Linked DNA regions of Mus musculus: regions 2 and 3 are each linked to region 1. Evidence: chromatin contacts called from ENCODE Hi-C or POLR2A ChIA-PET data. All regions are on one chromosome and are shown on one strand. Each heading gives the region's core, a stretch centred on a gene start or an enhancer-like site at or near the end of the contact. The rest is flanking DNA. Distances are from core to core; before and after follow the strand shown.

Region 1 (5,107 bases), core at 990-3,489:
GCTTCAGGGGCACCCATCTTGCGTAAGTTGGTCACGTGGTCACCCAGTTCTTTAATGGATTTCACCTGTTCACTCAGATAATACGTCTCAATGAAGTCACATAACTAGGAAAGAGAACATGGGACAAAGTTACTGGTCAGCTCTCCCAAGTCCTGCGGCAAATCATCTCCTCCACTCATCCCACGTTTCCGATACTCACGTGGGGATCATTCTTGTCAGTAGCCAGTTTGTGCAGTTCCAGTAGTGACTGATTCACACTCTTTTCCAAGTGCAGTGCACACTCCATTGCATTCAGCCCGCTCTCCCAGTCATCACGGTCTGGTTTCTGAATGAAACATCGGGTCAAGTCATCTACCAATCAACCCAAGCCAGGAAACACCTCACACTGAGCCATCATGCTCTGGGCAAAGGATTGCCCTCAATTTCCTCTAAGCTTTCACCGCAGGATGCTCGACAACTGCCATTTGCCAACAACACAAGGACAGAAGCCTCAGTGCACCATCATTTCCTGAATAAAGTCTAACCGCTCATTTAGGGCACCCCTAGGATCTACTTACCTTTATATCCTGCAGGAAGATTCGGCCACCTCGCTGGTTCTGCAGCTTCATCAGTTTCTCGGCATGCTCCCTCTCCTCATGAGATTGGTGGAGAAAGTATTTGGCAAAGTTCTTCAGAGCCACATCATCTCGGTCAAAATAACAAGACTGAAAGTGGAAAGGGTACATGTTACTGATCTCCACTGCAAGGCACCGCAATGGCTGTATGCAAAGGCTGTGAGCCATCCTACTCGGCCTTTTAAAAGTTCAGTAAGGATGGGAAGGCAAACCTTGGGACTTGGCTTTATCAAGTGTTCTACGGCTCGGTATTAGTGCAGAGAAAAAAATTTAAGCCAAGCCCAAATCTACTTGTCTAAGAGGTAGGGTGCTAGAGTATCCTGCATTGGGAGGCCATTTTTCTCCTCCTTCACCAATCATGTAAAAAGTAGCTAACACAAGGTCACAAGGCTTCCAGCTCTACAAACAACCACTGATTTATAAAATTAATGCATCATGCCCTGTTAACAATTGAGGGCATTGCATTTTAGCACAAATATATTAGGAGAAGCTTTGATTTTCAGTTTTAAGCACTCAGTGTATTCATATTCCAGGAATGACAGCCACAGAAGTTGGACCTGTTTCAAAGTCCAGGCCTTCCCCAAACCTGTTTTTCAGAAACTATTACATGGAAAACTTCCTTGTCCAGCAATTGATAGCAGGCTTTTCCCAACAAGTATGTACCTACCACTTGTTAGTAAGCCACACTCATGCAAAATAAGAAAAATACAGTAACATGATGCCTTGTAAATGCAAGGTCGGGGTGACACTGATAACTACAGAAGGGGAGATTCCTAGCGATAAGTTTCAATGCAAGTGAGGCTCTGTGATAAGCAGAGAGGTGGAGGCGGCTGCTTTGAAGGGGACAAGAGTAAGCTCACAAGAGATAAGCCTCTTTACACCAGGCCCCAAGGCTGCCACTCGACACCATGACCAAGCAGACCCGCCATACTCCAGGAGGAACTGGAGCAGGATGCATAACCAAACAGAGAAGCTTGTAGGCCACGTGATCGGAGGGGACGAGCGTGCAGAAAATGCACCTAACTGCAGGGTTGATTGGCCAGGCTGACAGTCGTACTGCCCTAAGGCTTCAAAAAAAAGTGGTGTAATGACATGCCTGATCTATGCAGGAGCCACAAGGTGCTATGTGCTCAGACTTGCCACGGCAGGGCTGCCTGCCTTAGGAAAGAACCCCGAACAAACTCCATTTTCCAGAAGGGCGCTGGAAGGCGGGGAAGCCCGCAGCAGGCCACGCCCCGACCCACCCTCCGCCGGCTCCCCAAGTGGCCCTGAGGAGGCCGCACTCACCATAGACAGATAGACGTAGGAGGCATACAACTCCAGGTTGATCTGGCGGTTGATGGCAGCCTCCGCGTCCTGGTGGTAGTTCTGGCGCACTTGCGAGGGAGACGCGGTGGTCATGGTGGCGGCGGGGCGAGGCGCGGTGGCGACGCTGGAGCGGCGGAACGACGAAGTTGCAAAGGGCTCAGGCTCGAAGCGGCCGGCGGGGGTCGGAGGGGTCGAGCACCGGGTTCCGTTCAAGCACTGTTGAAGCAGGAAACCGCGGCGACTCTGGGCGAGAACGTCTGGCGCAGGAGGGGACAGCGGGCCGCACTTATAGCGGGATCCTGCGTCAGGCGAGCGCTGGCCAATCAGCGCAGCGGGCCGCGCCGCCCCGCCTCTTCCTGTGGGCGTGTTGCCCAAACCCGCAGGGCGCGGGCGGGGAGGAGCCTGTGTGAGTGTGAGGCGACGCAAGGGGCTCTGAGCTTCTGCAAGAGCGGTGCCTGGCAACAAGCGCGCTGTTTCTGTGGCCCGGGGCGGGCGTAGTTGGATCTAGCCGTACTGCAGAGGCATCTGGGTCCCAGATGGGCACAGAGGGTACCGATGAGGATGATTTTCAATTCTCACAGGATATCCCTAAACTCTAGGCAAAGTGCGTGTTGTTAGTCGTGACATACACCAGACAGCGACTTCGTCTTACAAATAGGAAAATGGAAGCGTGGCGCTGTAAATGGCGAACGACATATAAGTTGGACTGGGAAAGAGCGGCTTTCCCTCCTTCAGAATCTGTGGAGAGAAGCTCAGAGGAGGAGTAGGGGAACTATTGGCGAGGAGGTTAGGGTCTACCCTGTTCTTCTGACTCAAGCAACCCCGGCTTTTTGCTAAGGCAAACATGGCTCTGAGAACAGTTGAAAAAACAAAGGCTAAGAAGGCGCATTTCTCCTTAGAGCAGGACAACAGCCGTCTGTCTATAGGGCAATCCTGGGGCCAAACCATTTAGGTTTCTGAGAAAGCCCCTGGTGATGCTTGAAATTAAGAGACGTCTCTGGATTAGAAAAGTAAAGAAGTGACCTACGTGTGTCTGTTTCAAAATGGTCTCCTTTATCTTTCTCAGTAACCTTTGGGTTTGTCCTTGGAGTGAAGTTGATGCTTGCAGAATGGCAGGTGACAGGTGCAGGAAACTGCAGAGGGACAAGCCAACTGTGTCTATCTTGTAGCTGTGGCCCAGCTTCAAAATGGGTGCGAATTCTTGGATAGCAAGCAGAACTAGAGATTAGCCACTGCGTCTTGCTAGGCCCTGCCATCCACATCCACTTGTGCTCAGCCTTGTCTAGTCTTTAACACAGGTGGAGAACCAGCAGATGCTGTTCATATTCTCAAAACTGGAAGTTGGACTTCGATTTTGTTGTTATTGTTTTGAAGCAAGATTGACAAAGTTACTGGATCAGTAACCCAGACTGGCCAGGGACTCTCTGTGTAAGCCAGGCTGGTTCGTCAGAGAGCTGGGATTATAACCCTCTTCCCCCCTTTTAAGGTACGTCTACTGAAATACATTACTAGTACTTAGTCTTTTAAAACTACACGTTATATATGTTCTTTTCAGGAAAGATTTCAGTGGTAATCTAGCTGCAGGATGCTTCTGGATAAATATCCTGGAGTCAGACTTCAGGACGATGGCCCTAGGAGACTGATGCTGAGCTAAAGTTGATGAACAAATTCCCTTTGGAAAGTGGAGGAGGGAGGTGGGGAAAGGAGTTCTAAGTAGAGGGAATAGCAAATGGGCAGGCATGGGAATGCTTCCCTTGTTCAAGGAACCTTAAGGAAAGTGTGTTTGTTGGCCCGAAAAACGAAGTGCATGTTGGGGAGAGCTGGAAAGAACATAGTCAGACTGGCGAGCCATAAAAAGTCATTAAACTTTACCCTGTAGGTAATATGGATATATCATATCCATTTGATTTTAGGAACATTACTGTAAATCAATACAAAACTGGTAGGAGTCCAGCCTAGTCATTGTCACATGTAGAATGCATGCAATTTTTTTCTAAGGGTAACCACCATCAGAAAAATATGATGGAAGACCAGCAAGAGGGTGATGGTAGTGAGCAAATATTTTCACTTACCTTAGCAGCAGAGACTCAAGTAGCAAGTAATAAGATCACCAATACCACGAAACAAAGCCAAGCAAGTATTGGGGAAAGGAGGTGCTATCTTCCTGAAGGGTCGGTCATCTTCCATACTACAAATGTCAGCTCTAACCCTGTAACTCAACAGAGTCAGAGATGTGAAAATACAGTGTCTCTTTGGCAGGTCGTGATTCTGAGGTTCATATGGAGCCAGTGGACTAGCTTGTAAACCCTGAAGAAAACAAAGGTCGGGAGGGAAGGTTGGCTGGAGATAGCTATCATATCATCAAATGTGGGATGCATATGCACAGATACATATATATTACAATAAAGTATGACTTTGGTACTGACAGGAAGATGAGAGAAAAATCAAAATACTCCCACCCACATATGTGTGGGAACTCGATATAAACTAAAGGCATGCATTTCAAATTAGGGAAGGAAGAATGGGTTTAGCCGATAATATCCACACAATTGTCATGTGGCTAAAATGAATAACTCCGTATTTAAAAATACCTCCCAGGTGAATTAAAAATACAACTCTTAAAGTTGAAATCTATACAGTTTTAAGAAGACTATAAAGATTATCCAAATTTGGAATAGGGAATATTCTTTTGAGTTTCAAAAGTTGGCAGGTTTGGCCACTTAAAAATTAAGGTGGCACATGCCTTTAAACCCAGCACTTGGGAGTCAGAGGCAGGCAAATTTCTGAGTTTGAGGCCAGCCTGATCTACAAAGTGAGTTCTAGGACAGCCAGGGCTATACAGAGAACCCCTGTCTCAACAAAACAAAACAAAACAAAAAAAACAAAAAAACCAAACAAAAAAAAAAAAAAAGAAAAGAAAAGGGTTTATATGGAAGATATTTTTAAACAAGGTTAACATAGAAACAATGTGTTGGGCTGCTGGTATGTGTTGCCCATAGCAAGGATGAAGATCAAGAGCCAGAAAGTTTATGCACAATTATATATTTTTTCAGTCTTGAGGATGAAACCTAGGGCGTGGGCATTCTAAGTAGGCTCTCTTCCATTGAGATACTTCTGTTTAGTTTAGTTCTTTCCTTTCTTTTTATTTAAAGATGGGATCTCACTGTGCTGTCTAGGCTAATCCT
Region 2 (5,107 bases), core at 1,187-3,686, 220 kb before region 1:
GTCTCAATCCCACCTCAAAGGAAAAAAGTAGCAGTTTTCCAATGTGGTTTCTCTCTCGCTTCCATGGTCACTAATTCTGCCTCCTGGCTGCAAATAAAGGATACACGAAGAACCAGGCAGTGAAGAACATGCCGATGGCCAGAAGTACCACAGTCAGGTGAGGGAAGACAGCCGGGTTCACTGGGCTGGTGTACCTACTCATGGCTTCGAGCTCCTAAGGAAGAAAACAGGCCATCTCAGTTTCAATCTGGGGAGACCGTGGAGCAGATGTGTGCTGCTGGGCACTCCTTCAAGTGAGTCACTGTGGAAATTACAATCATTTTGGCTGCGTGTGTTAAATTGTATTACCTTTATTTACTCTGTGTATATGTGTGCGTTTAGGTACCAATGAGTGCATTTTGAGTGTAATTTGTCAGAGGACAAATTACAAGAATTGGTTTTCTCCTTCCACCATGTGGGTCCTGGGGACTGACCCCAAGTCACCAGGCTTGAAAGTAGGTGCATTGCATTTACCTGCCATTTTGCAGGTCACTCCTCATCTCCTTTCTTAGACGTTAGAGGACAACTTTCTGAGAGACGCCTTCTGCCATGCTTGAGGCAAGGTCTCTCTTGGGCTTTGGTCACTGTAACACGCATTCCAGGGTAAGCAGCCCTAAGGCTTCTGGACATTTCTCTTGTGTCCATTTTCCATCTTGCGGTGTGTGAGTTCTGGGGTTACCACATCTGGCTTTTGTTTGTTTGGTTTTGAGACGGGGTTTCTCTGGGTAGCTTTGACTGTCCTAGAACTCACTCTATAGACCAGGTTAGCCCCAAACTCACAGAGATCTGACGGCCTCTGCCTTCTGAATGCTGGGATTAAAGTCATGCACCACCATCGCCTGGCCACACCTGGATTTTAAAAAGTAATGTGGGTTCTAGGATCCAACTCAGGCTATCAGGCTTGCACACCAAACCCTTTGCCCATGAGCCATCTCCTAGCTCTACATCACATCTTAAAAGTAGGGACGTGGCAGGCTTTGTGGTAGAACATTTGCCTAGCATGCATGAAGTCTTAAGTGTGATCCCCAACACTGGGAAATAAAACAAACAACAATAACAACAAAGAATGGCAGCAGCCACTTTCAGTGAGATAAGAGCAGCTAAGAGTCAGAGGATAATGGCTCTTAGGGGTTTCTAGCTAATGATCACTATGTAAGTCATGGATCTGTCTGGGGGAAGACACCTAAAGAAAAACGCTTGCCCACAATTCCCACTGCTTTTGGATCTGTGTCCAGACTCTAAGCCGTTAATTTGTACAGGAAGCCGGAGCCTACACTAGTACAGACAGCTCAAATTCTAATGTAGGAGTACTGCTTTTCATTGCCTTAGGGGGGAGCCACGGGGATCTCCTGGCAGAAGACAATTGGGATAATTCTGGCCCTACTGAATCCTCAGTCTGAGTTAAGTAGTTATAACACTGTTTGTGTCACAGGGCTGATGCATGATTGGAGAAAGATGAATGTTGACACATCTAGTTTACTGCCCGGCACAGAGTAACTGCTCAATAGGTATTTGTTTCCTTCCTAAAGTTGCAGAGAAGACGATGAGATAATCCCTGTGAAAGGGCTATAAACGTAAAGTTCTGTACAAATGTTAACTTCCATTGTCACTTTCTTGCCAATGTTTCTAAAGTCCAGAACATAACAACTCCAGAGAAGTAGACTGAGCCCATTGTTCTAGGAGACACAGGAATTCAATTCAGTAAACAATTATGTCCCCCTTCCCCCCTAAAAGAGCCAAGGACAATCGCTGCCATTTATGGAACCTCCAAATGCAGGCCCAGTGTTGGGCAACAGGAATACAAAGACGAATAGACATCATCCCAGAACTAGATGCACGTCAGATGGTGGTCACTAGGAGGCGTGGCAGATTAAAAAAAAGAAGTCCAGGAAACGTGGCAAGAGGTGTGTACAGACTGAGAGCTCCCAGAAGACAAGACAAGTACCTATGAGAGTTACAAGTGTTTTACCAGGAAATGGTATTTATACAAGGGCCTTGCGGGATAAGTAAGATTTCAGCAAGGGAATCCTTCCAGATAGAGATAACTGATCATAAGAAAGAAAAATAAAAACGCGAAGGTTTTCAAAGTGCACCCTGTGACCTTCAGAATTATAGTCAACAACATCATAAGCACATTGTGATGGAAACCTCAGCCTGAGGAATACACGGTAAGGGGCTTGCTTTCCCGTCCCTAACTCAAACTAGAGTTTCAGCGGCGTCCCACCCACCGGGCACTCCATACTGAGGCCTCCGCGGAAGAACGCGGTGAGGACCGGGCACACAAGAGCCCTAGGTCCTGGCCACAGCACTGTCCGTTAACTCCCATCATCTCACCATTTTGCCCCGCACAGGATAAACCACCGATCCGCCACCGGAAGAACACGTCGGCAGGAGCAAGCGCACTGAGCAACAGGAAAAGGATGTGGTCCCTTGCGCGTGGCATTGTGGGACTTGTAGTCCCATGTTCTCAGGAGTAACGGGAACTAGGACTATGCGGACCTGCTGTGAGTAGCATGGAGTCGGACTGTGGGAAAGGGTGGTGTGAAGTTTAGGTTTTAATTCATTTTTTCCCCAGAAAGAACGCCCACTATGAAAGCTGCTATCGGACCTGGTGGGGCATACACTACATTTCCCAGGAGGCTGTTCGCGCCTGGCAGATCACGTGACGAGAGCGCGGGCTTTGGAAGGCGGCGAAGCTGGGAACGATACTGAAAGAACGGGCTCGGGACTGTCCAGAGAACGCTGTGGACTCCAAACCACTGCTAGCTGCTTAAGGCTCGTGCACTCGAGACGGGGTGAGGTCTCGCGGAAGCGTCTCTGAAAGCGGCAGAGCCGCGGGAACAGCACCGGGCAGCCCGGGCTTGGGCCATTCGCTCTGCTCCGAACATTCCTCTTCGCCGGTAGGAAGAAGGTAGTACCCTCCTTCCAGTGAGGACTCAGAGACCAGAGCGTGTTCATCCTAGGGCCCTTGTGAGGAGTATGGAGCGGGGAAGTTCTGTGCCTTTAATAAGGAAATGGGTTCATGTTCTGCTGACATCCAGAGACAGTGCTTTCTTGTATTTCTGACTGAGGCAGGTGTTGGAAAAGCCCCAAGGACATTTCTGGTGAAGGGAAGTCTGGAAGACTCCGTAGAACAGTGGGGCCCAGTTAATACGGTGATTAATCAGTAGGCCTCTGGGGAGTGGGGAGCAGGGGAACTAGGTGTGTTTTTATCCTGCCTGCAGCCATTTCATTTAAGGCTTTGCTATCTGGAAGGTCCTGTGGAGGCGGGACTGAGACTATCAGGACAGAACAGGTTTCCCTCTGTGTGACATGATGGGTGGTAATAGCCTGTATTCATTCTAGCAACGTAGTAAGTGAGGTGTGAACCATATGGTTGACTAGGGAACATGGCACGGCATCTGGTGATGTGTGTATTCCATCTGGGTTTTTGGTTGACCGGTTCTGCAAGGCAGAAATGGTTATTCATTCTTATTTAACAACTCAGAAGTGACTTGTGTTACACAATCTTGAAGATGTAGAGCACTTGCTAGCAGGAGTGAGGGCTCTAGCTCAGTCCCCATTGTTATACCCACACACAGAATACCAGATTCAAGGATGAGTTTTTTATTTGATTTCTGGTCTGAGGATTCAACATGGGACTCCATGCATGCTAGGCAAGCCACTGTACCAGGGAGAGCTACAGTCTTTAGCCTTAAGACTGAGTTTTTGCTGCTTGTATTCTTAGAGGAACCACAGTAATACGAACCAGGAAGAAGTAAGGAAGGAGGGCAGGAAGAAGACCAAAGAGAGAAGCAGGCCTCTTCACTAGGCTTCTGTGCTATACAAGTAACGTGTGCTGAGGTGTTTGTAGTCAGGAAGGAAGGGGACTATACAGGGCCACTTGGGCTTCAGAAAAGACACAGTGAAGTAAGACTGGGAACAAATTAGAACAATTGACAGGACTTTCTTTTTTTTTTTTTTTTTTTTTTTTTAAGATTTATTTATTTATTATATGTAAGTACATTGTAGCTGTCTTCAGACACTCCAGAAGAGGGAATCAGATCTCGTTACAGATGGTTGTGAGCCACCATGTGGTTGCTGGGATTTGAACTCTGGACCTTCGGAAGAGCAGTCGGGTGCTCTTACCCACTGAGCCATCTCACCAGCCCTTGACAGGACTTTCTTATGGTGTGGACACACTAACATTGGGCGAGCAAGATAACCTTAATAAATTGCATATTAGAAAATCCTTTTATTGTACATTTAACACATTAATATGACTTGACTGACACAATGCAGATATTTTTGTTTAAAATGGATTCTCTTTCCCAACTTAATTTTCTGTTTGTTTTTGAGACAGGGTCTCAACTATGTAACTCTGGCTGGCCTGGGACTTACTATGTAGACTAGGCTGGCCTGGAACTCAGAGATCCACTTGACTGTGCCTTCCAGGTGCTGGGATTAAAGGCATGCACCATCACTCACAACTAGGTTTTTTGCCCCCTAACCCCCAATTTTTTTTTCTTGAAAGTCCATTTAAAGAAAAATAATTAGATAAAAGGAAAATTAATGTTTCAATTGGAGGAGCCAAAAATTGTGAGGGTAGTTTTGAAAATGCTTCCCTAGGAGTGATTTGATGGAAGTACTACAGAAGTGCATGCAGTATTGGACTGTGTGAATCCAGCATGCCAGCCCTCAGTTCAGGATCTGTGGGAAGTCATGGCGTTCAGACTTAGGGGGGAAGAGAGTACAAAGAGGAGGACTTAAAACTCCTCTGGCATCCTGATAAAAACACCCTCAAGTGCTAAGGGAGATGGGAAGGGAAGAGTAGCAGCAGTGAGGTGGCCACCTGTCCTTATGCAGAGGTGTACCCCTCAGGTCTGCTGCATCGGTTAGACATCTGTGGAGAAGCAATAAATCAGACATAGTCATATTCGCATAGCTGGTACTTACCTGCTCCTGAGGGTTCACGTCTGCCTTGATGATCTCAGGGCCCTTCAAGCTGAGCCAAGCACTCTGTCTTCTGTGATCCTTAATGCAGGTTAAAGTTGAAGTCACTCTGTGACAGATGGTGCCATTGCGTTAT
Region 3 (5,107 bases), core at 767-3,266, 200 kb before region 1:
TGAGGACCCCTGTCTCCCAGGCTCCCAAGGGCCTCACATCAAAGACCATCCTCCAGGTCAACAAGGTTTGCATCAATGCTGATGCAAGGCCTCCTCCCTCCTCCCTACTGTTCTTCCAGATGTCAGTCCCAGATCACCTGGCATTTGGGTTTCCACTGAAAGGGCACTACACCAAAGACTGGAAAGACTCCGCTGAATGCCACAAACACGGACCTGACGAAGCTAGCCTTCATGTCTACAGACACTTGGTGTAGGAATTTAGCACAGGAGAGAAGCAGCTTGCGGGAATAGGTGGGGCTATGAGGTTTTTGTTCCTACAGTACTTTCAACATGTCCCTTTCTTTCTTAGCCAGCTTCTGTTGTGAGGAAGACTCCCTACCTATGCCAGCGCTGGGGAACTCTTCACATTTCTTCCTCCTTTGGGCAGGGTTCCCTATTTCCCTCAACATTCTGACCATTCCCGCTCCGGAATAGTTAATATGGGTTATACAAGGTGGGTGGGAGGGCCTTAGGGAAAAAAAGCTGTAAGCGGAGGTGGAGTCCGTGGTCAGTGGCACCACACATCCAGACCAATCGCTGTCCTTGCCATGAAATCCTAGGCCCCCAAGCCACACAGAATGGGAAGCCTAGACGGAGCGGGTCTGCTCCATCCTTTCATGAACCGGTATAGGAATGCACTGCTGTTTGGATTCTGGGTGGTTACTTCTAGAAACCGGCTCCTTCTAGCCTGGTCGCTAAGGCCCTCCACCTCTAACTTCATGGGCAACTTAATAGGAACCCTGAGGACCCCGGGAGCACGTTAGACTGGCAGACAAGGAGTAAGAGGTCGGAGGGATGGCATTAGGTAGTTAAAAGGGAGATGGACCCAAATGTAGAGACCCAACAGATGACAATCCTGTCAAAGAATGCTCTGTCCTAAGTCATTCCTAGTCCGGCCCTCGCCTCTGAGGGAGGATATGGTCTAAAAAGAGAAAACAGGGCCACTAGACAGAAGCTGGGGTTCGTACTGACTCTTCCTTCAGTAAGCTACAACGGAAAAGGGACGCGACCCCGCGAAGTGTCTAATCGCGCGGGAGCCCTATTCCCTCAATAGTCGACCTCCCTGGCCCAAGTGACCTCGCACTAAGAATCCGAGTACAGTTTTACGACTCCAACTGCAAGCTGTCTTGGACCGGCTCAGGTTCATTACCCTACCCTCCGGGCTTCACAATGTACAGGTGATGCCCAAGCACCGGGTCCTCAGTGTCATCCCTAGCGCAAGCAGTCCTTTCCCACTTCCTTTCCGCTCCGAATCCCAACTTAGGGCCAGTTCTCTAGGTCAGACAAGGCTGTGTTCACCCTCCTAGCCTGGCAGACAGGACGCGACTCCCACTCTCTGCTCAGACTCCTCCTCCCACCACCGGAGGTTGCAAGTACCGTTGAACGGGTGCCTGGAAAGCTCATTCCCTCCTATCCAACCCATGCTTGAGACTCCAGAGGCAAAGCACGGATGTGCAACCAGCCCTTTGTTTGAGTGTGCGTGTCTCCGGCCACCGTCTACCGCTCCGGTCTCTCAGGCGCTTGCATCCCGGGTTCAAAGGCCTCTCTCCCCGCCAATGTCCCTCCCCGAGGTGCAGATGCGCCTATTGTCCGCTCTCACCGTGGCATCCTGACCCGCGTAGTGGCTGATGACCCGGGAGCCCCCCGGGTGGCGGCGGCTGAAGTCGCTGATGTTGTACACCTTCCGGTCGATCACGAGCCATCGCTCCTTCTCCCGCCCGGAGCGCTGCGCCACCTCCTCCCAAGTAAAGTAGCGCGTTTGGCGGAGCTGGGCGGAGGCCGGGCCAGGGGTCGGCACCGGGTCGGGAGCCATAGCAAGCTTGGCGGGGGAAGCTGGAGTCTGAGAGGTGCGCGCTCCGGGCCGCGGGGCAGCGCACGCCAGGCTCGCGAACTAGGGGAGCGTCGGGCTGCCTCGAGCGCGCGCCCGGAGACCGCCGTTCGCGCGCAGGGTTTTCAGCACCCTTGGCGCGGACCGCCGAGCCCCGCGGCGCGAGCTCCCATTGGCTGAGCCGAGTGGCGTGGGGCGCGAGCTCCGCCTCTCTCGGGTAGCAAAGACAGACTCCCCACTCCCCGGAGAGACTCAGGCTACTTCCAGCGGCAGAGACGCGCCCCCTCGCGGGGCCTGAAAGTGGTCTCCAGGCTATTCCACTTCGGAATTTATTTATTTATTTTTTTATTGAGCATGGTAGGGATTGATAGGATAACGGTTCCTTTGAGTGCGTCACAGCTTGATGTAGCTAAGGCGGAGGTCCCAAGGGCGCATAGAAGCTTGGTGTGAACATATAGAAAAGAAAACAGTTCTCATGTTGCTCAGGCCGGCCCCAGACTCACTGTGTAGCTGAGAATGACCTTGAACCTCTGACTCTCCTGAGTTCTGGGTTTACAGGCACTGCTTTCCACGTTCTGTTTCATACAGCAGATTGTGCTAAGGCAAACGTTCTGTCAATTTCCTGCCCCTAGGAAACACGTGACAAATTAAACACAGTGGCTTTAGCAAACAAAACAGCATCCTGACCCAGTAGCCGTTCAGAGATCCCCCTTCCTAGCAAGGTGGGCAGTTAGCATGTGTGGAAAGAAAGAGGACTAACATAAAGAAAGAGACTGATTGGCTACAGTTCCAGGCTTTTGCTCACGTGATAGCCCAACGCTAACAGAAGTCTTGTCTGCTATGATTGGCCGTCACTTTTGACTTACAAGAATATAGTACTTAGGAACACACACACACAATTAACACATGCACGCATGCACACACACACATGCACTAACTAAAATGTGATGATGATGATGATGGTGGTGGTGATGATGATGATGATAACAATACTAATGATAGCTCTATGGTTCAGGAGGAACAGTTGCCTGATGCAAAACCCAGTGACCTGAAATGGATCCCTGGGACCCACAAGATGGAAGGAGAGTACTGACTTCCACAAGTTTTTCTTCTAGCCTACATTGCCTGCAATTCATGGCAGCACACACACACACACACACACGTAAATAAATAAATAAATGCAATTTTAAAAACGATTTTAAAACAAAAATAAAACGAAGAAAGGCCAGCCTTGCCTTCTTTGTATGTAGTTTAACATTTGCAATTAGCTTTAGCATTTTCTATTTCTAGTGATCTTAGTTTCGTATTGTGTTTTGTTGTTATTTTTGTCCCTGGAAGCAGTAGCCCTGGCTGATCTGGAACTCACTGTGATGAACAGATTAGCTTCGAAGTTGCAATGATCGCCCTGCTTTGGCCTCCCAAGTGCTGTAATCATAGGCAAGCACCACTGTGTTTCACTATATTAATTAGAATTATACAGGTTTAGTGGCCTTAATTGTCAGGAGACAGTAGGACGCAATCAATCGTGAAGTTTGTGTGACAGCCTCAGCAGTGGTTACACCAGCAGTGTGTAGACTGGTGAATCTAGCAATCTCTATTTCTGGAAGCATGAGCTTCTTTAGAGCGCCGTTTGCCAACTGTGGCACAGAGCCTGTTCTCTAACAATTCTGTGTATTGTGGGTCTTTCTGCAATAGGGAACTTTACTGGGAACAAAACATCTCTATTCTCCTTGGAGTTTCGCTCTTGCTCTGGCTAAGTGTGAGAACTAAACTGTCTGCACGGACATTCCTCAGCCTCAGTTTCCCGTTCTTGATAATGGTGCTAAACCATTCTGGCATAAGAAGTATTAATTTTATATGAAAAATTTATCTTATATCTTACTACTTAAAATCTTTTAATTTTATTTATTTATTTATTTATTTATTTATTTATTTAGAGTATTTACCTGTGTGTGTCAGTGGAAAAAAACCATACATGCCACAGCCTATATGTAGATATCAGAAGACAAACCTGCGGGAGTCTATTCTCTCCTTCTATCATGTGGGTGTTGGGGACTAAACTCAGGTCATCAGGCTTCTAGGAAGTACCTTTACCTGCTAAGCGGCCTTGCTGTCCCTTTATCACATGTTTTGAACAATTAATGCTTAGATTGCTGTATTAGCTGCTTTTTCCCAGCTGTGCCAAAATACTGACAAGGTGCAGCTTAAGAAGGAGGGTTTAATACGGCTCCTAGTGCGAGGGTAGGCATGGGCATAGCATAGGCAGAAGCCATGGCACCAGCTGTGGCATTCCGAGCTTGCTCACATTCAGGCAAGCCAGGAGACAGATAAGAGGACTGCTCACATTCCGATGCCTTTCTCCTTTACCCACTTGAGTTCAGGATCCCATAGAATTGTGCCACTTACTTTCAGAGCAGTCCTTCCCTCTTCTGGCAGTCCTCTCTGGGAAACCCTTCACGGACACCCCCAGAGGTGTGTCCCCTGGGCGAGGGTGATCCATCAAGTCAATACTGATGAAGAGTCACCATCGTCATGGCTTACAAAGATGGTATGTTAAAATGCTAGCCATCATCATGGATTTTTTTTTTTTTTAAAGATTTATTTATTTATTTATTTATTATATGTAAGTACACTGTAGCTGTCCTCAGACACTCCAGAAGAGGGAGTCAGATCTTGTTACGGATGGTTGTGAGCCACCATGTGGTTGCTGGGATTTGAACTTCCGACCTTTGGAAGAGCAGTCGGGTGCTCTTACCCACTGAGCCATCTCACCAGCCCCCGGATTTTTTTTTTTTTTGCTGAAATATTTTATACCATGAGTTCACTTTATCTGTAAACCTACATAGGATAACATGACCCCGAGGCTTGGGAGACGGTTCAGCAGTTCAGAGCACTTGTTACTCTTGTAGAGGACCAGGGTTTGGTTTCCAGCACCCACACAGTGGCTCACAAACATCTTTAACTATAGTTCCAAGGGAATCTGACATGCTTCTCTGATCCCCACAGCCACCAGGTACATACATGGTACACACACATACATACAGGTAAAACACTTGTACATATTTTAAAAAGATAACATAAGCTCATTTTACTGGTAAGCATAAATAAAAAAAGATGTGTATCTGCAATATACTTCATATGGAAAATTCCGAAGATATGGCTGTTTTAATTGACCCATAAACATTATCACTTACAAGCTGAGTCACAAACTTGGAAAGCATCTGGGGGTAGTTTTTATGC

Evidence for each region. Hi-C counts contacts between places; a loop is a spot of excess contacts on that map. ChIA-PET counts read pairs that join two places held with the same protein, here RNA polymerase II (POLR2A).
Region 2: POLR2A ChIA-PET joins it to region 1 with 10 read pairs in Patski. The contact joins the promoter of Tmem258 here to the promoter of Fth1 in region 1. A Hi-C loop is called at or near these places in 1 of 37 maps with a recorded cell type or tissue (left cerebral cortex). POLR2A ChIA-PET finds 5 or more read pairs at or near these places in 3 of 5 experiments (Patski and embryonic stem cell).
Region 3: POLR2A ChIA-PET joins it to region 1 with 18 read pairs in Patski. The contact joins the promoter of Fads1 here to the promoter of Fth1 in region 1. A Hi-C loop is called at or near these places in 2 of 37 maps with a recorded cell type or tissue (T-helper 17 cell and left cerebral cortex). POLR2A ChIA-PET finds 5 or more read pairs at or near these places in 4 of 5 experiments (Patski and embryonic stem cell).

The regions. Positions count from the first base shown.
Region 1 is chr19:9,979,778-9,984,884 of GRCm38, reverse strand. It overlaps Fth1 (ferritin heavy polypeptide 1), which reads right to left and starts at 2,239. Exons shown (of 4, transcript NM_010239.2): 1 at 1,902-2,239; 2 at 558-704; 3 at 200-325; 4 at 1-104. The coding sequence starts at 2,015.
Region 2 is chr19:10,201,531-10,206,637 of GRCm38, reverse strand. Tmem258 (transmembrane protein 258) reads right to left here and starts at 2,436. Exons shown (of 4, transcript NM_026919.1): 1 at 2,374-2,436; 2 at 105-214. The coding sequence starts at 2,376. Fen1 (flap structure specific endonuclease 1) reads left to right here and starts at 2,245. Exons shown (of 3, transcript NM_007999.6): 1 at 2,245-2,543; 2 at 2,619-2,950.
Region 3 is chr19:10,179,797-10,184,903 of GRCm38, reverse strand. It overlaps Fads1 (fatty acid desaturase 1), which reads right to left and starts at 2,016. Exons shown (of 12, transcript NM_146094.2): 1 at 1,640-2,016. The coding sequence starts at 1,852. It also overlaps the pseudogene Gm50359.